2 separate regions of the Homo sapiens genome follow, and region 1 is linked to region 2. Evidence: chromatin loops called from intact Hi-C (ENCODE). Cell type or tissue: HepG2. All regions are shown on one strand. Each heading gives the region's core, and the rest is flanking DNA. Links, peaks and the distances in the headings are about the cores only. Region 1 has its middle 67 kb from the start of CASC22. Region 2 holds the start of LOC105371265 (a long non-coding RNA gene).

Region 1 (11,932 bases), core at 2,274-10,273, 390 kb before region 2:
GCAAAATGGTTTCCTCCAGGAGAAGTGTTTAGCATAGAGAATATCCATGAGAGGCCTTGTGTGCAATTTAAATCTTACCTATGGTAGACATTCCTAACTGGCCCTCCATGGTGGCCATGACGATGACCATTTAACTTCCATTTCACCCTCCTTCTAGTGGCTACAGATGCTGTAAAGCTAAATGCTGTTTTTCTTAGACCCCCCCAAGTTTCAAGATATCATTTAGGTTTGGCCAATGGGATGCACAAGACCTAGAAGATGGCAGTGAGAGAGAAGCCATGCTTCCACTGCTTCTGCTGGCTAGAGTTGACACAACAATATTTGATTTTTCTATGTCGGGCTAGTAGAGTTCCACAGAAGGGACTTAGCATTGTGGGTATCATGAGGCAGGATGGAGGGTGCCATTTTGCTGGTATGGATTCAGCACATGTGTCATGGCTCTGGAACCAATGTTTCTGATGGTGGCTTCTTGATTCCTGGATCACACGAAGAGAGTATGAACAGAAGCCAGCACTTTGTAGGACAGTGTGTCAATTCTCCAGTTTCCTGGGTAGAAAGAGAGGCCATTCCCTATGTGAGCTAAGTCTGTTTACTCTTTTCAAAGTCATTCCTGGAGCCTGATCTCAGCCTTTCCAACCGTCTTCTAAGCATTGAATATCATGTGATTGATTACTCTCAGCTTAAAATAGAAATTTTTGTGTTCTAACACCAAGCCATGACTGAAAGAAGGCTTTTATGCCATCAGCTCTGATTTTCAGTGACTCTCCCACCTGCTCCATCTCAGTCCTCCTAAGCCCTTCTGGGTGGAATATACAACCCATGCTTATGCCAGTGAGAGGACTGAGTCCTCCTCACATGGTCTTTGCATCAGGAGTGAGCATGTGGCCCTAGCCACCCAAATCAGAGTGAATTTTAGGAATTTTTCTGAGAATGCTTGGCATAGAGTCTCCAACACTTTTCTGCCAGAATTGAAACTAGTAAGATGTGACTTTGGGAACCAGAAGCAGGCATTTTGCTTCTATGAGAAGAAACCTGTCTGCGAGTGAGTCCTCCAAAGATAAAACTAAGTCGAGAAATGCAGACTAAAAAAATCACATCAGTGGCAGCATGCGCTCTTATATCCAGCTGCACCAAATGTAAAATTTACCCTTAGATGATTAAGGTATGTAAGCCAAGAGGGTTTCATTTATTTTTTTTCCCCATAAGCTAGTTTGGGAGATATTATCCATTATTTACAATTAAAAAGTCCTGATTGCCATACTATCCAACATAGTAGTTTATTTTTGTGGGCTTGTCTCTGCTTCTAGAAACCAAAGATTGATGCAAATGTTTCCTGGGAAATAGTCAGTTACGTGCAATAGAATGTGCAGAACCTGTGGCGAGAGGCTACCACTTTACTTTTCTCTCTACCCTTGGTCTTCCCCAGGCCTGCTTCCTCCTAATGTCTGTGGACATCCATCCTGAAGCCGATTCTCCAGAAACCACTAGCCCAGAAGGCTCTTGTCTCTGTAATTCACTCCACAAGCTTTGGCTTCTGAGAAAAAGGAGTTTGTTTGTTTGTCACTTATTGTAATTGATTTGTTTCTTCCTAACAGTGTACTGATTTCCTTAGCTTCAGACAGCAAATCTGGAGCTGAGAGCTCCAGGAAGTCATTATTAGCTGCACATCACTTGCCATGCTGGAAGCATGGATTTAGATGGCCCTAGAAATGAAAAGCGTTTGGGAAGAGTGAGGACCAGAGCTAAGGTAGTTTTGTGTGGAGAAGAGAAGTTTGAAAAGGTCTCAAAAGGGTCGAGAAGGAATGTACAAAAACACACAGACCTCCCTATCCTTGCCGTAATTCTGGACACGGGGTTCCATTGAAAAAACCATAGCCACCCAAACTTGGCCACCATAGAGCTTTTGTAGTGACCACTGTCCCTGTGCATAGTTTGGGGTCCAAAGTGTCTCAGATATGAGATGATTCTTCCTTGGTAAGGGAATGAATGACAGCAAAATTTTGGAAACTAAAATGTTAGGCCTTGGTGTGGCCTTTTATCTCCCTTAGACATACAGGCAATCGGTTCCACCTGCCGGCTGCCCTCTGCTACCTGCTCTTCAAGGGCAGGATTCTAAGTGTCAGGTCTTAACTATTCCTGCATCAGACCTATCTATCTCTGTTTCTAATGATGATCATTGAGGAAACCAATGTGGTGTATACATGCACTTCCCCACAGAAACCTTTATCAACACATTTTATATGTGGTCTTTCTCCTTCACATGCCACACTCCAAAGATCACCTGAGAGCAGGTTTTCAGGCCATATGCAAGGGAAATATTGAAGAGATTTGCAGCAAGTTCTCAAACTTCATCACCACTCTTCCATTGGCTTATACCACAGAGATGAACGTAGTGCCTCCTCTAAGATAGTGAAATTAAAAGTAGCATTTCTGAAACAATATCCAATGCAGGCTTTTATATATCTAACACTTGACAATCACCCTAAACTTTGGCTTATAAAGTCCTCCCCTTTGACATCTCCAGGAGCTTAGAAAGTCTGCAGGGTAAATGGTTCTCTTAGCGCCATTGTGCAGGTGAGGAGATGTCCTGGCAAGGCAATGTCCAGTGACTTCTCAAGGTCAAATAGCTATTATGACGTGGAGTCAGGACTTGAATTCAAATTGCTCAATATTTAAGCCAATGAGCATTTCTTCTCTGCAGTTCAAGGAGATGTCTAATTCCCTACAGGATACATTGGCATCTGCAAATTGTCCACAGGGGATCCACATAACTTGAACTAATGGCCTTAGCCTATGACTTTCTTGTTTTGAAGTACTTAAAAAAACAGCAATTTAGCATGTCAGAGGCTGTCAGGAGATTCAGTATTTTCTCTTCTTCTTATCATCCTTCACCAAGAATTAGGAAGAAGCAAAGCAGAAAACAAACATCTCAAGCTTGAGATCACCCACCATAGCTTCCTCTTGAGCAGAAACAGTAAGATGCTCTTACAGCATCTCTGGAAAACATTAGTGACCATTCTTTGCTTTAGTGACATGATAATTAGAATGAAGTTATGGTGGAATCAGAAGACACTGGAATCTAGATGCCATCCTCCTGAATTTGCAATTAGGGACATTTGTGAACGGTGATACAAGCTACCAGAACTAACCGCAATAAGAAGTCTTGAAGGTAAAGACAGAAAGGCTGTGATGAACAAATAAGGCCAAACAGAAAGGTATGAACAACACTGTGTGATTTCATCAGTTATAATACCCTTACTTTCACTGTGGCTTGCACTACCCAGGGAAGACTTCAGATAAGCTGGATTTAGTTAAAATGCACAGGGACATCTGATCAATGTGCTAAATGAACAGGCTCTGACACCACTTTTACTTTCCCTCTTCACTTGCTTTCAATATTAAGATTGAGGCATTGCCTGTTAGGTATTCTTCCTGCAAGATGGAGCGGAATAGTACAAAATGCATTTGCAAGCAGGCCAAATCATGATTGACAAAACGAAATTTGTTAATACAATGGTTTGAGGCACTTGACAGAAATTTTTGTCAACAGTGTAGATTAAGGGATTCAAAAATATGAAATTTGCAGATGAAATGGCTTTGATGTTTCTCATGAAAAGCATTTTATTGACAGACTGGATCAGAGTGAAAAAATGTGCATCTTCTCAATGCATGCATTTTAAGTCTTTGATAAAACACGTATTAGTCCTGCTGTTTTTGCTCATTTGTCGTATATTCCATTGGCTTTGCCTTTAGCCACAAAAAGGGATCAGGTGTGAGTAGAAACAGAATGGAAAACCCCCTAAAGAAAGTGTCAGATTGGTCCCCATGAATTGTGGCCATGTCATTTTTTCAAGTGCTTATTGACTAGGTCCCATACACTCTTTTTGATCTTATTCTATTAATTCTTCAAAGAATGAGATTCTTTCTCATTTAGAAAGATCTTCTGGTATCAGTCAGGACATTTTGGTTACAAGTAGCAGAAACCAAAAAAAAGGATTATAAGCCACTGGTTCTCAAAGTGTGGTTCCCAGACCAGTAGCACCAGCATCTCCTGGAAAATCATTTGAAATGCAAGTTCACAGGCAGCTCCCTCGACCAACATGGAGGTGGGGCACAGCAATAGGTATTTTAACAAATCCTTCAAGTGATTCAGTGCACACAAAGGAGACAAAAGATTGGCTCACTTAACTGAAAAGTTCATGGCTAGATATATGAGGCTGCAAATATGACTGTATCCAGGAACTCAAACAGTGTCATTAGGACCATCACATCAAGTTTGTTTTTTTCTTCTAGTGTGGTCTCACTCTTAGATAACTTATCTCTTCGTGACGGAAAGATATCAACAGCTCCATGCTTATGTCCCATCTTTTTTATTTACACCATGATATGGTTTGAATCTGTGTCCCCACCAAATCTCATGTCGAATTGTAATCCCCAGTGTTGGAGGTAGAGCCTGGAGGGAGGTGATAAGATCATGGAGGTGTCTCTGATGAATGGCTTAGCACCATCCTTTTGGTATTGTTCTTATGATGGTGAATGAGTTCTCACAAGATCTGGTTATTTAAAAAGCATGTAGCACCTCCCCCATCAGTGTTTCTCTCACTCCTGCCCCCACCATGTGAGACGCCTGCTTCCCCTTCTCTTCCACCGTGATTGTAACTTTCCTGAGGCCTCACCACAAGCCAAGCAGATGCCAGCACCATACTTCTTGTACAGCCTGTGGAACTGTGAGCCAGTTCAACCTTTTTTCTTTATAAATTACCCAGTCTCAGGTATTTCTTTATAGCAATACAAGAAATGACTAAGAAACCCCAGAATAAACACAGTGCTTTGCCCCAAGATCTTCCATAAACACCCCCAAATGGAGTCTCTCAACCTCCCTGATTGGTCCAGTCCAGGTTTTGTGCCCTTCCCTGAACTTATCACGCTGCCAGAGGTTGTCACACTCTGAGTGGCCAGTTATGGTTTACCTGTCAGAGGTGGCATGAACTCTAAAGCCATAAGGACAGAGGGTAAGAAGGACTGATTGCCCCTAAAAAGTCCAATGTGAATGCAAGAAGGCAGGGGAATGGATGCTAAAGAGATTTAGTCCTTGGTCTTCTAATAAATTCCAGATTAAGGTACAAGTAGCTTCCCTAAATACAAACACACACACACACACACACACACACACACTTACATTAGTGTTTCTCTGGATACTGAAAAAGAACCCTCACCTTTAATCTAACTCTTCCTCATGCTCTCTCTTGCTTCTTGGTTAATGCAAAGAGTGGAAGATCAATTCTTACTAAATGCAATCCAGAACTGATAGCAAAAGAACTGAAAGAGAGAATTCCTTAGCAAAGCCCATGTCCCTAAATAAAGAGGGTTCCTAAGGTTGATGATGGGGAGGAGCCTACAAAAGATTCCTTCAGGAGCATCAGGCACAGCTCTGCACAGATGGGGGGCAGGTGGCCATCTTTGACTCTGCTGCAATTCAGTGTGACAATCCCCCTCAGTAGAGCCTTTTATTTCCCTGTAGTTCACAGAGGAATTTATTTTGCAGAGGAATAAAGAACTCGTGTACATGATTTGGCTTTCATCTTCAAACCAAGACTAAAACTTTGAGCTGTCATAGTTGTGCCATCTCAGCAGCCCAAATTCAGTGTTTTACAAAAGAGAGAGAAGAAAGAAAACTTTATCCATTCCCTGAGCTGTCACCTCTACCCAGATCAAGGCAATGTTTTCCTATTTTAGAACAAATGAAAATGCTCCATGAGTAATCTCATTTTGACTGAGGAATTACTATCAAGAGCAAACGTCTTGTCAAATGCCTCTTATACGGCTATTTGCAATCTCACTTGTTCTTTTGTGCCCACCCTCTACATTTGGATCAGCCCAAACCCAGGAGACATGTTGAATTCTTCCCTGCATTTCCAGTGCTGGGCACAGAATCTGGCACAGGGTCTTTGCTGAATATATGTATGTTGCACTGAATTAGGTGGAAAGGGTGTCCTGTTTCCCATAATTTTTCTTTTCTACTATTAGATAGCTTCATTGCAGCATACGCTCCACTGTTTTATGGTTTCTATGAGACAATATTTGTTCCCTCATCATTAGACAGGCTATTTGACAAGATGGGCCACTTTAAGGGATATACCTTATGCCGCCTTTCGCTCTTCTACAATTCAGCTCCATAAGGATGACCTTCAGACATTTTTACACCCAATTCCCCCGCAGCACCACTAGAGGGCAGCAGAGAACACAATGATGGCAAGATGGCCATTTTGTCCAGTCTTTGTCTTCAGCTCTCCTAGTCCCTCAATTTTCCCAGCTTTCATCCTTTTGTTAACTTTGGCTTTATGGGTGCAAGTTTCAGTACAGAAAAGCCTGATTTGCTTTAGAGCAAAGAAAACCATACCTTTTTTCTTCCTGCCTTTTCATGTGGTTTCTTAGAGAAATAATTTCATCAACGAGCCAAAACACTCAAAGTTTACAAAATGCACCTGTTTTGTTTTGTTTTTAAATATGGCCTCTCCTTTAGAAAAGAAAAAAAGAAAATAAAATCTTATCTACTACATTAGGCGAGAGTTTCCCTTCTGAGCGCCTTTTCTATAAGATCTTTAACTGAGCTCTGCTATCAGTCTCTTCAGCCTCCATTCTTCTTGTGATCCAAAATCCAGCCTGGAAAAAAGCTCTCATTGGCAGGATAATTAAAGTAGATGAACAAGTCCTTCAGTCCCAGTTAATCCCAGTAAGCCTAATTCAGCTTCTATAGATGGAAGGATAAAAGTGTTCTCCCATCAGGGTCATTCATAGTTGGACTGCAGCCTACACCAAGAAATCACTCCCCAGATAATCACAAGGTCATGGCGACCAAGTTTATACATAAGTAAGATTGAATTTGGTCTAGGTTTGATCCAACTGCACAGATCAAGGAATCACTGCCAAAAAGAAAAGAAAAAAAAAAGATTACTTAGAGCTAAATTTCAGGACAAACCAACACCTTGACTCCTTGCTTTCATGCAAAATTTCTCTTCAAGTTCCAGGAACACACCCCCAATTTGGCATGCAAATCAAAAGAGCCTTTTAAAATAACAATTTAGCAATAACTATTAAGATGAAATTTTCTGTTTCTAGAATGTATGCTACATGAATATACATATGTATGTGCATGTATAGCAGACAATTGGAAACAAACTAAATCTCTATCAGTAGATTATTTCAATATATTTTGATATACCCACACTCTGATATACCACACAGCTAAAAAAAGAAAAAGATTGCGATGTATCTGTCTTCAGTGAAAGAGAAGGATGGCTGAAAATTATTAATAGCAATGTACTAAAAATGTTAAGTACATATTTTTCATTTAAAAAACTATATGTCTATGTATGTAAATGAATGCAAATACAGATTTGTATTTCAAAATCTGGAAGGATTTACATAAACCTGGTTTAGGGGAGCATCATAGATAAGAGAGGAGTAAAAAGGTAGAAATTTAATTATATTCTGGTATCACTTACACAATTTTGTTAAATCTAAAATGTTGCTTACATAACTGGGCTCACATTAGCCAATGTTATGTTTGGTCACTTGCGATTCTTTATTCACTGAAACTCTAGTTGTTTCAGGTACTACCTAGCATTTGGTCTCCATATCCCAAGGACAAAGCAAAAATTTTAAGTTTTCTCTCTTGAAAGATTTTTGGAAACTAATATAACCCTGCTAGCATGAACAGACACAGCGTATATGAAAATTGAAATCACATCATTTTCAAACTGAAAGTAAACAAATGCCCTCTTACCATTAGCTGTGCCCAGAGACATCCACAAAATTAGAGTCTCAAAGCTGGGAAGGGAGCTCAGAGTTTTTCCCAATGCCCCATCACTCACAAATAAAGAAAGGGAGGCTCAGTGAGGTCATGTGGCACCCCCAGTTTATAAAAAGTCCAGCCCAGTTCTCAGAGTTTATTGGCCACATCATGAAATGGTCACATCCTTTATCACTGAAAACCAGAAGAATATTTTTGAGAGTGAAAGGTGGCACTGTTCATGATCACTGTGGGACAACAGTTAGGACTGTAAGTTAGGACTGTCCTGGGGCAACTGAACACACAGGCACTGTGCCAACCTCCTTCAACCACACTGAATTCCAAAAGAGCCGATATATGGACTTTGCACCCCACCCTTCCCAATGTGAAACCCTTATGAGAGGCCTTCTCCTACAGCAGTCATCGAAAGTATGGTTGTTTCTCTTTATTCTATTTTATTTCATTTGTTTATTTATTTTATTTTATTATTATTTTTAAGATGGAGTCCCTCTCTGTTGCCCAGGCTGGAGAGCAGTGGCACCATCTTGGCTCACTGCAACCTCTGGCTCCCAGGTTTAAGTGATTCTCCTGCTTCAGCCTCCCAAGTAGCTGAGATTACAGGCACCAACCACCACACCTGGCTAATTTTTGTATTTTTAGGAGAGAGGGGGTTTCACCATGTTGGCCACGGGGGTCTTGAACTCCTAACCTCAACTGATCCACCTGCCTCAGCCTTCCAAAATGCTGGAATTACAGGCATAAGCCATCCTGCCTGTCCCCTCTTTATTCTAGTTAAATATTCATTAACAATCATCTTCCTGGATCCCCAGAAGAAAGAAACTATTTAACAAATAATTTTATTAGTCCTGGGAGGAATAAAACCAAAACAGGACTACTGTTTTTCTCCAATGTTCTCTCAGTTAATCTCAGAGTCCTTGCAAAATGACACAGGCATCTGGGTCTGGTATTCCCAGCTCCTTAATAGAGTTTACCAGATTTAGGGAAGTGAAAATGTGAAACACTCAGTTAAACTGGACTTTCAAATTCAAATGCAATTTTTGAGACATACTTACACTAAAAGAAATTATTGCAAGTTTATCTGAAAGTCCAGCTTAAGTGGATATCCAACATTTTGCCTGGCAACCTTGTCACTGAACTCACATCTACCTCGCTTTTCAGAAGGTCCAAAACTTGCCGATGATTGGCTGGGCTTTTAGACCTGCAGATTGATGCTGGAGGAGGGAACATACAGAATAACTATGTAAAGTGCTTCCTCATACCTGCCTCATTCAAAACCCCATCAGAGGTACCTTGGGCCAGTGATCAAATCAGGTTTCCCTTTGGGCTCCAGATGCTCTCTGCTCTGCCATGCCTTCCACAGTTTTTTTTGGAGCACACCAGCCACCTGTGACTTCACTCAGGCTCTTATTCCTCCCCCAGATGCTTTTCTTATCTCAGCCTGACAAACTTTGCTGCTCTCGGAAGTCAGGTGGAAGAAACTTCACCCTAACGCAGTGTCTGCCTTTCACTTCACACGACTGTTATTACCTGACATTGCCTGCTACTGTTGCTGTTTCCTGGCTTGTTGTCTGTCTTCTCTGTCTAGAATAGAAGCTCCATGAGATCAAGGGCTCTGTCGGCCTTGACCATCACCATGTATCCAGAAGACTGTCCAGGGCTTATAAATAGCTAGAGAATTAATGAAGGGCAAGCCACTTTTACTGGAAAGCCACCGCCTCTGGGAAGCTTCTCCTGACCACCCTCAGGAAAAATTAATGACTTCCTCCTTGGCAATCCCACTGCCCACTGCTCCCCTTCAACAAGGCATGCATTCAATAAATAGTCATTGAGCACTAATGATATACCAAGAGTTTGGCACATCACAGAACTTAGTTCCATATTCATCTATCTCCACTCTAATGGATGAAATTCTTGAGGGTAGGGAATTACTTACTCATCTATTTTTTTATTTTTATTTATTATTATTATTATTATAATACTTTAAGTTTTAGGGTACATGTGCACAACGTGCAGGTTTGTTACATATGCACACATGTGCCATGTTGGTGTGCTGCACCCATCAACTCATCATTTAGCATTAGGTATATCTCCCAATACTATCCCTCCCCCATTCCCCCACCCCACAACAGTCCCCGGTGTGTGATGTTCCCCTTCCTGTGTCCATGTGTTTTCATTGTTCAATTCCCACCTATGAGTGAGAACATGCGGTGTTTGTTTTTTGTCCTTGTGATAGTTTGCTGAGAATGATGGTTTCCAGCTTCATCCATGTCCCTACAAAGGACATGAACTCATCATTTTTTATGGCTGCATAGTATTGCATGGTGTATATGTGCCACATTTTCTTAATCCAGTCTATCATTGTTGAACATTTGGGTTGGTTCCAAGTCTTTGCTATTGTGAATAGTGCTGCAATAAACATACGTGTGCACGTGTCTTTATAGCAGCATGATTTATAATCCTTTGGGTATATACCCAGTAATGGGATGGCTGGGTCAAATGGTATTTCTAGTTCTAGATCCCTGAGGAATTGCCACACTGACTTCCACAATGGTTGAACTAGTTTACAGTCCCAACAACAGTGGAGAAGTGTTCCTATTTCTCCACATCCTCTCCAGCACCTGTTGTTTCCTGACTTTTTAACGATCGCCATTCTAAATGGTGTGAGATGGTATCTCATTGTGGTTTTGATTTGCATTTCTCTGATGGCCAGTGATGATGAGCATTTTTTCATGTGTCTTTTGGCTGCATAAATGTCTTCTTTTGAGAAGTGTCTGTTCATATCCTTTACCCACTTTTTGATGGGGTTCTTTGTATTTTTTTCTTGTAAATTTGTTTGAGTTCATTGTAGATTCTGGATACTAGCCCTTTGTCAGGTGAGTAGGTTGCAAAAATTTTCTCCCATTCTGTAGGTTGCCCGTTCACTCTGATGGTAGTTTCTTTTGCTGTGCAGAAGCTCTTTAGTTTAATGAGATCCCATTTGTCAGTTTTGGCTTTTGCTGCCATTGCTTTTGGTGTTTTAGACATGAGTCCTTGCCCATGCTTATGTCCTGAATGATATTGCCTAGGTTTTCTTCCAGGGTTTTTATGGTTTTAGGTCTAACATGTAAGTCTTTAATCCATCTCGAATTAATTTTTGTATAAGGTGTAAGGAAGAGATCAAGTTTCAGCTTTCTACATATGGCTAGCCAGTTTTCCCGACACCATTTATTAAATAGGGAATCCTTTCCCCATTTCTTGTTTTTGTCAGGTTTGTCAAAGATCAGATAGTTGTAGATATGCGGCATTATTTCTGAGGGCTCTGTTCTGTTCCATTGGTCTATATCTCTGTTTTGGTACAAGTACCATGCTGTTTTGGTTACTGTATCCTTGTAGTATAGTTTGCAGTCAGGTAGCATGATGCCTCCAGCTTTGTTCTTTTGGCTTAGGATTGTCTTGGCAATGCAGGCTTTTTTTTGGTTCCATATGAACTTTAAAGTAATTTTTTCCAATTCTGTGAAGAAAGTCATTGGTAGCTTGATGGGGATGGCATTGAATCTATAAATTACTATGGGCAGTATGGCCATCTTCACAATATTGATTCTTCCTACCCATGAGCATGGAATGTTCTTCCGTTTGTTTGTATCCTCTTTTATTTCATTGAGCAGTGGTTTGTAGTTCTCCTTGAAGAGGTCCTTCATATCCCTTGTAAGTTGGATTCCTACGTATTTTATTCTCTTTGAAACAATTGTGAATGGGAGTTCATTCATGATTTGGCTCTCTGTTTGTCTGTTATTGGTGTATAAGAATGCTTATGATTTTTGCACATTGATTTTGTATCCTGAGACTTTGCTGAAGTTGCTTATCAGCTTAAGGAGATTTTGGGCTGAGACGATGGGGTTTTCTAGATATACAATCATGTCATCTGCAAACAGGGACAATTTGACTTCCTCTTTTCCTAATTGAATGCCCTTTATTTCCTTTTCCTGCCTGATTGCCCTGGCCAGAACTTCCAACACTATGTTGAATAGGAGTGGTGAGAGAGGGCATCCCTGTCTTGTGCCAGTTTTCAAAAGGAATGCTTCCAGTTTTTGTCCATTCAATATGATATTGGCTGTGGGTTTGTCATAAATAGCTCTTATT
Region 2 (11,932 bases), core at 718-8,717:
GAAAATTAAGGCTAAGAATGTTAGGTAATTGGCCGAGTAGCCTGCAGCTAGTAAGTATCAGAGAACGGATTTGAACCCAGGCCTTGGCTGGTTTCCAAGTCCACAAGCTTAGCTGCTGCTACCCAGCTTCACTGATTTTTGTTCCGTGCACTGCCTCTAGGATGTTTCCGTATTTGCCTTCTGGTTAATATTTACTCCCTCCTCCCTAGCACACCACATTAAGGGTGTGGCATGGGCTTTTCACTTCCTGAATGTTTGTTACTCAGTTTCAACCAGCTTTACTCTCTTTCAAAGTGACATAAAAGTGACAGCCCTTTAAGCTCACAGAAAAACAGGAGCTGATTCCAGTACGCGATTGACTACCATGCAAGATTTTGTCTTTCCTTTTATATTGTTGAAGATTCCTTGATGGCAACATGGCCCACACATTATCTAACCTCCAGACAATCCCAGAGGATCTGCAGGAAACCACCAAGCACCCCAGAGGGGTCACTGGCAACAAATGGATTAAGGAAATGGCCTGATTTATGGGATTATTGGGGGTCGGGGTGGAGAATTATAGACAATTTTGTTTCTACTGCAGAATCAGCATGATAGAGTGAATATGGACTTTGGAGTCAGGCCCAGGCCTGTAGGATGACCTGGGAAGCAGTCTAGGCAGCTTTGGCCCACTTCAGCTTGTAAGATAGAGATAATACATCATCCTAGAAATATCGCATGGATTATCAGATTTTGTATATAAAGTCCCCAGCAGACACCTGGCACACAGTAAGTGCTCCCAAAACCAAAGCAACAGTTCTTAGAAGCTTAGCTTGGCTCAGGCTGAAGTCTCAAATGATCTAGGGTTCACTCTCCAGCCATTTCTAAGCCATTGAGTGAAACTGGACATGTTAGTTCTGGTGTTGACTTCAGTATCCTAAGTTGGGAAATAGAACTCATCATTCCACTCCTCCTTTTAAGTATTTTGATAAGAATAACCGAGAAGTCCATGTAGCATTTTGAAAATATAAAATACTATTAGATTGGTTTTGTTTTGTTTTCATAGGAAAGAGAAAGGAAGAAGGAAGGGAGAGGAGAAAAAGAGAAAAGAATTCAGGACTGATATTTTCAAATTTCCAAAGTGAGCAAGATTGGTGTTTGGTACTCTTTGATCTCTCCTTTTCTTAAAAAAAAGGGGGATGAGTGTGTTAGAGTCCTACCCCATCTAGAATTAGAGAGAGAGGGAAACAGAGAGGTAAAAATATCCTTCCTATTATCCCTCAAATTTTGCCACAGAGAAAACAACTCACTCTGCTTTTGTATCAATGACCTTACTGCCTCAGTGTCCTCATCTGTCGAAATGTGTTTAGGAATAGTTGCCCTGCACACCTGTCCAAGGTGTTAGAAGAGCCAGATAGATAAGACAATGGGGAAACTTATTTTGAAAATCAAGTAGTATTAAAATCAAGGTGGAGAGAAGGAACACCAGGCCAAGAGTGAGCAAATCTGCATTTGAACCTGGGCTTGGATGATCAGCAGCTTTGTGACTTTGGGCAAGTCATTTCACCTCTCCACACTGCAGGTTCCTCATCTTGCAATGTGGAAAGCAGAACCTCTCCGGGTTGGAGGATCCTGTGGGATCCCACGTGAGTCAGCACCTTGAAATTGCACATACAGGGCACATCATTTCTACCATCACCTAAGGTCAATCCCAGGTTATTGCTGGCCTTTTGGTTTGCTATGTTTTCCACCTTTCTCACAAATTAAAAATGCAGACATGTAAATTCTCTATCTATGTGCACTTCAGGAACTTTCAAGATCCCTTTAGGGTTATATCTTTCCTTAGCCTCTTGCAAACCTGAAAGCAAGGTGACTGTAGGACAAACTGTGTGGGCACTGGATGGGGAATGCATGCCTCTGGTAGAAGGGGAAGCCAGAATTCAGAGCCAAAGAACAGGCACCATGCAGGACTATGAGTCCAGGATGTCCAAATCTGACTTCTAAAGGAATGCCAGTGATACTGATTGTTTTTAATATAAAATCTACCATTTACAAAATACAGGCTCAAGAACAATTGTAAACACTGCACAGGGCAAGTTTTATTGTTTTTCTTAAAAGAGCTGAAAACCATAATCAAGTGCATCTGCCCTTTGTTGTAGATTGGGGCCTGCAATCTAGGGAGTAGAGAAAGGCTGCCTGACTGGTTAGCAATTGAAACACAGAGCTGGGGCCATCTAGTCCGAATGCAGTGTTCATCGTTCTTTGCTAAACACAAGGTGACCGTGGTTGTTGTGGTTAGCAAGGTCACCTAGCTTCCTAGGCAGACCTTATTCCACCACAATGGGCTTCCTTTGCTAGAAAGGACATGGAAAAAGGAGTGACAAAAGAGGAGAAAGAGCTAGTGAAGGAAAGAGAGGAAGAGAGAGGAAGGTCCCCAGTTGTTATTACCTAGGGAGTGCCCAGCATGCCTTTCAGAGGAACACAGGTGCCTACCCCTTTCTCCTGCCTGCTACAGCCCACCACCACCAATAACAACTGTGCACCCTCACTGTTGCCCCCATGCATGGAGCAGAGATAGAGCACAGATAGGGAGAAAAGAATTTTCAAGGGTGAGTTGGAATAGTGACTTCTGCAAGCCTGGTAGGTTTGTCTCTTTTCCGGTATCCTTGCCACTGCACCAGGTGAAGGGGAAGCAGACTGTAAAATACTTTGAATATTATCAAGGTTATTTGGGGAAAAAAAACAGCAACGACCTCACCTGATTGTGCCAGGTTTGTGATAGGAATCTGGGGGGAAGTTGTCCTCAATGACCTCCATTTCTTGAATGACCCGTGGCCCACCTGCTACCTCTGAGATGAGTCAGGGGACACAACTTTCTTGATTTCCATCATCATTTGCCTGCTACTGCTGCAGAGACTCAAGTGGAAAATGTCACTTCTTGAAGTCATGGCTTTGGTGTCTGGTGACAGGGAGTAGATAGAGTTTGGACAGAGCCACTTGTGAGCTGCGTGGTTTAATCTCTCTGAACTTCAGTGTCTCTAGCTCTAAAATGGGGGTAGCAGCCTCAATGAGCAAATTAAAGCAAAATAACAAATGTAAAGCACTTATCCCAAGACAAGGCACATGAGAAGTATTCAACAAAGGACAGCTCTAGTTATGGTGGTGATGGTCTCTAAAGCTTCCAGACTCAGATTCCTAACCAGACAGCCATGAGACATGGTCCCCACAGTGGCAAAAGGGTAGGCTCCAGGCTGCCTAAGTTTAAATATCCTGACTCTACCACTTCAGCAAGGTACTAAACTCTGTGCTTCTTGCCTCATCTGTAAGATGGAGATACCTCATTGGGCTGTTGGGAAGATTGACAGGGGTCACCCTTATAATGTGCTCAGCACAATGCTTGGACCAGGATGGATGCTGCTTGGGTGATGTTATCATCCAGGTGGGCACTGTGGAACACAGACTGATACTTAAGTTCAGCACTTGCCTCATGGAGCTTACAGTCCAGATAGAATAGGTGCACATGAGATTTTTCTCAGCAAAGTTGTAGTCAGTGCTGCCCGTGCCACCCATCTGGTCTCAGCATTGCTGCTCATGTGCACTGTCGTGACCCATCTTTCTGCTGCTGACCTTAAGAAACCTTGCCTTAAGGTATGCTTTGGGGAAACCAAATTATGACAGATATAAACTGAAGTGCCAAGACGAATCTTTCAAAGTGCTGTGATGTCCAGATACGTGGCAAGTGCCAGGAATTTGTGTTTGGGCCCACTGGGAGAGAGGTCCTTTTCCCCGGCTTCCCGCAGTGGAAAGCTGCTGTATGTCTGATACCTGTGCTCCAAATCTACCCTCGAGTTCTTATTTGGCAACAGGCTTGCTTAGCAATGTCCCTGGGGTCAGGGAGCCACGGGTGGGCTGATGCAAGAAACTGCAGTTGTGTCTCTAGGCTGCGACAGCATCACAGCTGTGAGCTTCTCAATTTAAACTCAACATCTGGGCACAAGAGGAAGCACCCTCCATCCAGGCAAGTTGAAGTTTTCTTTCCTGTATCTTTAACAGAGGTTAAAATGTAAACACAAAACAAAGCAAAACCCAACTTAACTCTCTGGGTCCTGTTTCTGTTAAAAACATTTTTTAAAAAATAATAATAATTAGAACAATAGACCCAGCTGAGAGAAGTCTGTCTCATAATAACAAGAGAGACTAAAACACGCTCTCCCACAAACAGATAAGGAAATAGTGAGCTAAAAAGTAAAACTTAAGAGTGCTACTTCTCAACTCAGTAATTGATTCATGAATAAGCTCTAGCCCAATTTTCTATGAAAAATAACAACATAGAGAAAAGAAAAGCCACTCAGATGCAGCTATGTCACCCAAGTGTTCACTGGAGAAATTTAATATGTGTCAGAGAAAAATCTGCCTTCTCCAAAACATTGCCCCCTCCAAAAAAAATGCTTCTCGTTGTGGGATTTTTTCCTCCACACTGACAGAGAGTTTGAAAGTAAAGCAGCCGACTAGAGTGTGGGTGCCCACGCCTTAGAACAAAGAGATTAAAGAATAGGCTTTTCTTCAAATAAATTCGATTTTTTTGCAACAAATTCAGGGCCTGGACAGTTTAATGAAGAATAAAAAATGCTCAGACCCCTCTCTTTCAGCTTTTCCAAACAAACACAGTCATTTCCAACCACTCACAGGTGTTTTTCTTCCCAAAACAAACACAGAAACAAATATTTACAGAGTTATGAAAATTCAATAGAAGTCACAGGGGCACAAATTTCCTCACCTGCATCCAAGATCTCTGGCCTGGGATTATCAAACAGAACGTCACACCTACTTTCCATTACGGGACAGGAAATCTTTGAGCCAAAGAGAATCAGTCTGCAGAATGTGTTCGTAAGGATAAAGGCCTCATCTTTTCAAGAAAGTGTTTGCAGCTCCAAGGAAGAATGGACTTTGGACAAAGGAAACACCAGTGACTTTTTCCTCATCTGCCCATACGTGCAGAAATGCCCTTGAAGAGCTCATGACTGCCTTGCGAATTAATCCCTATGTTGACCAACAACACAAAGAGTGGTGCTGACTACCACACTGACCACCAGGAATAATTTCCTACTTAGGTGTTTGCGGGAAAGGCTGTTGTTTGCTTTTCTCAAATGTCCCGGATGTGAACAGGTCTCAAAATTAGGAAATGCAGCTGGGAATGGCTGCTATCAACAACCCTTATTTCATCTTTTTTCTTTCTTCAATAGAGCTAGAGAAGCAGGCAAGAAAAGAAAATAATGCAATTATGAAAGGAGGGAGGAAAGACAGAGGGAAGGCAGCGGGGCAGAAGGGAAGCGGAAAAAAGATGGGAGAGAAAGGAAGAAAGGGAGGGCAGAATGGGGACAAAAGATGGCAGGGAGGGAGCGAGGGAGGAAGGAGCAGAAAGGAGAGGGAAGAAGAAAGGAAGGAAGGAGAGAGGCAGAGAGAGAGACAAAAAGAAAGAATGAGAGAGAAACCTGCTGTTGTCAGAACCTGACTGGTTTACGCTGAGGAACCAGATAGCCTCTCAGTGAAAAGCTGAGATTAAGCTCACAACATAATTTCCATTATGTTAATGTTGCTTTAAAATATATTGCACAGAGTGCTGCAACAATCAAATTATCAATTATAATGTCTACTCAGAGTAGAAAAGTGTTGCAAACAGAGGGCTGATTACTGCTTCAGTACATCCAATCTGCATACTCATTGTTCAGTACAGGGAAAACAAATTATCTTGTGTTGGCCCCAGTTCAAATTTAATTAAATGAGTGCAAAGCAATTATAATAAAGTACAATAGTGTAGTAATGAAAGGAAAATAACTCATTAACCTATTAATCTTTATTTATGTTCCTCTCAAATAACTATGTAATTTCTTTATCACCGCATCCCATAAGAAAAAGTAGGGTCTCGCTGCTCATGGCCTGGTTTAACAGGTTCTATTTGGTTAAGATGCCTTTGTGGGCACCATTTATACTCACTTTGCTTAGCTTTGGGGCCACGCACCCCCCAGCTGTCTGTCATGCTCCCTGCCCACACGTATGCGTACCTGATCTAGATTTAGCGCTCCTCTCCCACTTTTCCCTGACACTTGTCAGTTACAGAAGGTAAATCTCTCTGGAAGTGAGAAGTGCTTACCACAGCATATGGGAAAGAGGCATCTTCCAGCATCTGGTATGTAAGGCAATGCAAAAAAGGGGAGAGGACAGAATCACTTCTGGTTTAGAGAGAGCCCAGTGCTTGACAGCTGAAGAGATTCCACTAAAAGCTAACACTCCACTGTGCTTTCCAGTTAATAAAGCTTTTTACATGTATGATTTCACTGAGGCCTCCTGATAACACTGTGAGGGTGCCTGATGTACAGATGAGGAAACAGAATGATGGAGTAGAAAAGTATGGTGTCCAAGCCTTGCTACTCATGAGTAGCAGATCCAGGATTCTAATTTAGGTCTACAGCCCCTAAATCTTCATTTCATTCCCCTAGAACCTTGCTACTCAAAGTGTGGTCCAGGGACCAGGAGCATTGGCGCCACCTGGAAGCTCATTGGAATCTTGGGCCTCACCCTAGACCTGCAGAATAAGACTCCACATTTTATAAGATCCTCTAGTGATTCTCACACACTGAAGTTTAAGAAGCACTGGAACTATTGGATAGTACACTGCCTTTTGAGAGAATGGTGACTCAGGCAAATCTCCCAGCAACTACTTGGTTAAGCATTTCCTTGCAATTTGCAACACCTTGAGATGACCTTGAGATGATCTTGGGTGATCAAGGTTGATTCTGGCTTCCATTTTCATGTTATCTGAAGACAGGGCTGGAAGTAGAGGACATAGTAAAAGCAGAAATGATTTCTCTTTCTGGATCCACAGCAGACCCGAAAATCTTCCCCTTTTTCTTCCAAAGAGAATTTGTGAAATAGAGAGAAAGGAGAGGGGAGAAACTGATGAATTAAGGAAGGAAACAGACACTCGTTAAGTTTCTACCCTGTTCTTGGAGGTTTTCCATGTATTCCTTCATTTAATCTTCACAACAAGCACCTTTTTAAGATAAGGTGACTGACGACAGGTTTAAGTGATATGCCCAAGGTCACCCACACTGCTGGGTAACAGAAATGGTATTTGGCTTGGATTCAAAGTTTACACTTTCACTGTACTCTATTTTCTCTTAAAAAAAAAAAAGGAAAAGGGAAGGAAATCAAGATGAAATAAAAGGGTGGTGTGGTAGTCATTAGTGCTGTTCACCAAGAATCTCCAGTTTTTAGTCTCTGAGGTATGTGAAGGATTATACTTCCTGCCCTGCTTAGAAGTAGGTGGGAGCCATGTAAATAGGTTTGGCCAATGAATTGGCAGCAGCGGTTTCATGTTTCATTTTCAGATCAAATATTTAATTGCTTGTGGACACCTTACAGAGCTATCTCTCTTTCCTCTGCCATGAAAATTGCCAATATTCAAGATGGTGGTTGCATCATAAACCTGTATCCATAGTGAGTGAATATGCTCACCAGAGACCCCCACCAACCTATGATAGACACATAATGAGAGTGATAAAAGCAATAAACCTTTGTGTTATTTTGAGCCCCTGAAGTGTGATGGTTGCTTGCTACTGTAGCATCACTGAGCCCATCCCCACTCTTCCAGATGCTAGGAAGACGTGTGAAGGGAAACAGTTAACATTTCTACACTGCAACTTTTTCACTTGAGACTCACAGCATTCCTATGAGAAAGGTAAGGAATGGCTATTATTTATTATGTATTTATAAATTACTATTTACAGATAATTTAACACTGACATAGCAGTTTAAGTGTCCTGCCCAAGATCACAAAGTTTATAAGTGGAAGGGCTAGGTTTGGAGCACAAGGCTTGTAATGACTGATCTTTCTTCAATGCAGAACACTTCCTCCAAAAAAGGACTGGAGCACCATTACCTGCCCTTGGGTATACTCAGATTGGTATATCTAGCTTTGTACTCACACTCCTCTTCCCCCACCACTCAGGAGGAATCCAAGTTATTGGGCAAAAATCAGGCCAAGGAAAAACAAGTACATGCAGTTGCCAGCAGATGACGACATTGGGTCTTTGCTAGAGAAACCACCAGAGAAAGTTCACAGTGATAACCCTCAATGAAGTCAACTGTAAGGAGCTTCATTGTCCAGTTTGAGTGTTTTTTGTTTTTTGTTTGAGAAAGGGTCTTACTGCATCGCCCAGGCTGGAGTGCAGTGGCACAATCACTGCTCATTGCAGCCTCAACATCCTGGGCTCAAGCGATCCTCCTACCTCAGCCTCCCAAGTAGTTAGAACCACAGGTGCGTGCTACCCCACCCAGCAAATTTAATTTTTTTTTTTTTTTTTTTAGAGACAGGGTCTCCCTATGTTGCTCAATCTCGTCTCTAACTCCTGGGATCAAGCGATCTTCCTACGTTGGCCTCCCAAAGTGCTGGGATTATAGGTGTGAGCCACCATGCCTGGCCTGTGTTCATCTTTCATGTGATTGTTTTTGCAAGATAGAAAGGCAAAAGTTAGTAGTAGCAGGATTGACCTTTGTAATATGATCTTAAAAATATTGTCTCCTAATTTGCATATGGAAGAATCTCAACTAAATAACCTCCTTTTAACCAGTTCACTAAACAAACCAAAGTTCTCCCTTTTTCCTATAAAACATGCTTCTAATGCAGGTTAGAGGCTCTTGGCAAGTAGGCTACTGTCCAGCATGTCCAAGGTCCTGCTCTCCCATCTTTGAGTGCTATGTTTACTAAGAGTCTATTAGGTTCATTCCCAGGCTTGTTTATGCTCACTGTATTTCTTATTGTCATTATGTACCTTAATGTAATGTGAGTCAGAAAAAAACATATTTCTGTGAAGACTGGATAGAACGCTTTGGAAAGATTTGATAAAAGCAAGTTACTAAAAAGAGTGTTGGCAGACCTGTAACAAAAAATTGACAAAAGTTATGGTCTATGTGGAACCTGCCCTCAGAATGTTCTTTTAGTTTCCCAAGGCTTCACATTCTGTGTTAAAGAAACAAACTGAAATTCATGGACAATGCATTGCGAGTGTGATTTATACAAGAAAGGCAATCTAGACGTCTTAGCAATGGAATGTAACCATGTTTTTTAAAAGCCTAAGTCATATATCAAATGATTGTCAAAACGATAACCCAAAACAATGTATAGGTTTTGTGTTAAAATAAAATGAAATATTTAAAGTATGGATCGTTTTTAATCATTTCTGAATTCAAGCCCTACCTATTTGTCCCAATTGCTTCTGATATAAGGACTTTCACATAATTACTTTTCCTGTTTGCCATTTTCCCATTTCCCCTTCCACAGACATACTGTGCTACCTTTAAGTGCGAGGTCTTTCACATATCTTTTTTTATCCAATTACCTCATTCAACAATATTTATTTTAAAAAATTTTTTAAAGAGATGGGATCTGCCTATGTTGCCCAGGTTGGTCTCAAACTCCTGGGTTCAAGCAGTCCTCCCACCTTGGCCTCCCAAAGTGCTGGGTTACAGGCATGAGCCAACACATCTGGCCCTCTACAAATATTTCCTGGACAATTACTATGTGCCAAGCACTGGCCTGGGTCCTGGGCATAGACCAACGAACTGTAGAGCCAACAGTAGAGAAAACAGACTTTAAATAATGAGAGAATCATCATTTAATAATAACTGTGGTGTGCGTTATGGAGAAATTCAGAGTTCACTCTGTTTTTATATAACTCAGACCTGGGATGGATTTCCTACTTCTGAATGGTAAAGTAAGTGTCTGAGTAGATGAGCCACCAGCCTTCTTCCTTGTATTCTATTTTTAATGCAGTTTCTTTGGGCCAAATGATCACCGTCATCCTTACCAGCTCCAGACTGTGATTCCATAGTGGCTGGATTGCCTTGGAGCTTAGAGCAGGTTATTTCAGTTTACTCCATGGATATTCTCTCCACTCTTCTCCACTTCATGATGGTTAATATTGAGTGTCAACTTGATTGGATTGAAGGATGCAAATTATTGTTCCTGGGAGTGTCTATGAAGGTGTTGCCAAAGGAGATTAACATTTGAGTCAGTGGACTGGGGAAGGCAGACTCACCCTCAATCTGGGTGGGCACAATTTAATCAGCTGCCAGCGTAACCACAATAAAAGCAGGCAAAGAACGTGAAAAGACTAGACTCGTTTAGTCTTCTGGCCTACATCTTTCTCCTGTGCTGGATGCTTCCTGCCCTCAAACATCAGACTCCAAGTTCTTCAATTCTGGCTTCCCTGATCCTCAGCTTGCAGACGGCCTATTGTGGGACCTCATCCTGTGACCGTGAGTCAACGCTCGTTAATAAACTCCCTTTTATATATACATCTATCCTATTAATTCCATCCCTCTAGAGAACCCTAAGATATCTCTATTCTGTTCCCCAAGAGGTGGACCTTTATGGACCCAATCAACTGCCTCCCTCACCCTGTGCCTCCAGGTGGCTTGGAAAGCAGGAGGCGATGAAGGCTGTGGGTTTTGTTCTCTATCTATCTATCTGCAGAATTGTCAAGTGTTGGCAGCCTCTCTCTTGGCAAAGCCACCACCCTTGTCAAGCAGCACTCTCTTTATAGCTACTCTCTAGGTCAGGGATTGTCAAACAAGGCCCAGACTAAGGGGTGGCAAGCAAAGTGCCTTGGAAGCCAAGGTTACCCTCGGAGTTATGCAAATGCAGGGCCTGAGAGTCCATTCTTTCTTAAATTTTGCACCCTGGACACCTCACTTGCCTTACCCTTGTCCCGGCCTTGATGAAAACTTCCTTTGTAAAGGACTAGAGAATAAATATTTTAGGCTTTGTAGGACACACAGTTTCTGATGCAAGTATTCAATTCTGCTTTTGAAATGTGAGGGCAGTCATAGACAATATGTAAACAAATGGGCACAGCTGTGTTTCAATAAAACTTTATTTTCAGAAACAGGTACAGGGCCAGGTTTGATCCATGGGCCATGGTTTGCCAACACCTGCTCTAAGTGATACAGTTCCCCATGGTTGCTTACTCTGGGACAGCACGGTCCCTTGTGGTTTCCTTTAATCCTGCTCACATCTTTGCAAAAAGCCCCTTTACTAAGCTCCCCTCGAATTATCCAAATTGAGTGTGCCATCTGTTTCTTGCTAGGACCCTAATTGATGCACTTGGCTTTGCATTTCTCCAACACAGGCTTTAATTGCAAAGTAACAACAACAAAAAAAACAAGAAAATGGAGACTACAACCAATTACTCTGTAGCAGGGAAGTGGTGGTGTTTACATGTATTCATCCATTCCCAAATATGATAGAATATTTCACAAAGTTGCAGTACACTCTTAAAGTTGATGGGAGCTGAAATAAATAAGCCTTTTTTTTTCCCCTGGGGCCTGCACTCTCAACCCTGCTGCCCTACTTGTCCTCTTCTAATGGAATGGAGGTCTATTCTAATTAAACAAGAAAACACATCTTTTCACAAAGGGAGAACGGAGGACATTGTACTCTGTTCCTCAAAGAAAGCATGCTTTAATAAGAATCCTTTTATAATCCCTGCTTTTATTTGTAGCTTCCCAAAGCTTTTGCTGGTAATAAAAGGATTGTAAAGTTGACAAATATAAGCAGGGACAAAGAAGTTTGGGGAGATAATGCTCTAGTGAATGGGCTAGTATTTGAAAGTTTATTGATCCTGCAACACCTAGAAGATGATCACGAAGAGCCAATGCTGCCATCAATCAGGGTGATATTTCTATTACAAAGTAAAAGCCCTTCCAGGCAGGGCTATCCATTTCTCATATCATGTAAGAATTATGCTTTGTGCTGAGAAAAATAATTCAGGCCAAAATGCAGGGCTTGGCATCTGAAGATCTGGATTCAAATCTGGCTTCATAGAACTTCTAACCTACTTCTTTATCATATGGAAGCAGCAAATAGAGCTGTAACAAATGCAATGTGTTCTGT

What was found. Hi-C counts contacts between places; a loop is a spot of excess contacts. Peaks named below come from ENCODE experiments on the same cell type or tissue, not always from the same donor. Only the 100,000 strongest peaks of a DNase experiment are listed, where the experiment ranks them.
Region 1: it touches region 2 in a loop (8-fold over the local background); 2 of 110 quality-filtered maps call a loop at or near these places.

The regions. Positions count from the first base shown.
Region 1 is chr16:52,185,504-52,197,435 of GRCh38, forward strand. No RefSeq gene overlaps it. Among named protein-coding and RNA genes, the nearest start is that of CASC22, 67 kb to the right of the region's middle. In HepG2, for the core only: a CTCF peak has its summit at 6,230 (motif pointing right); DNase peaks (open chromatin) are centred at 6,228 and 8,138.
Region 2 is chr16:52,573,625-52,585,556 of GRCh38, forward strand. The region is part of intron 2 of CASC16 (cancer susceptibility 16); the gene reads right to left. LOC105371265 (a long non-coding RNA gene) reads left to right here and starts at 7,529. Exons shown (of 4, transcript XR_933581.3): 1 at 7,529-7,717. RefSeq lists an enhancer at 3,624-4,823. In HepG2, for the core only: a CTCF peak has its summit at 8,055 (motif pointing right); DNase peaks (open chromatin) are centred at 4,747, 5,047 and 8,047; H3K4me3 peaks cover 786 bases.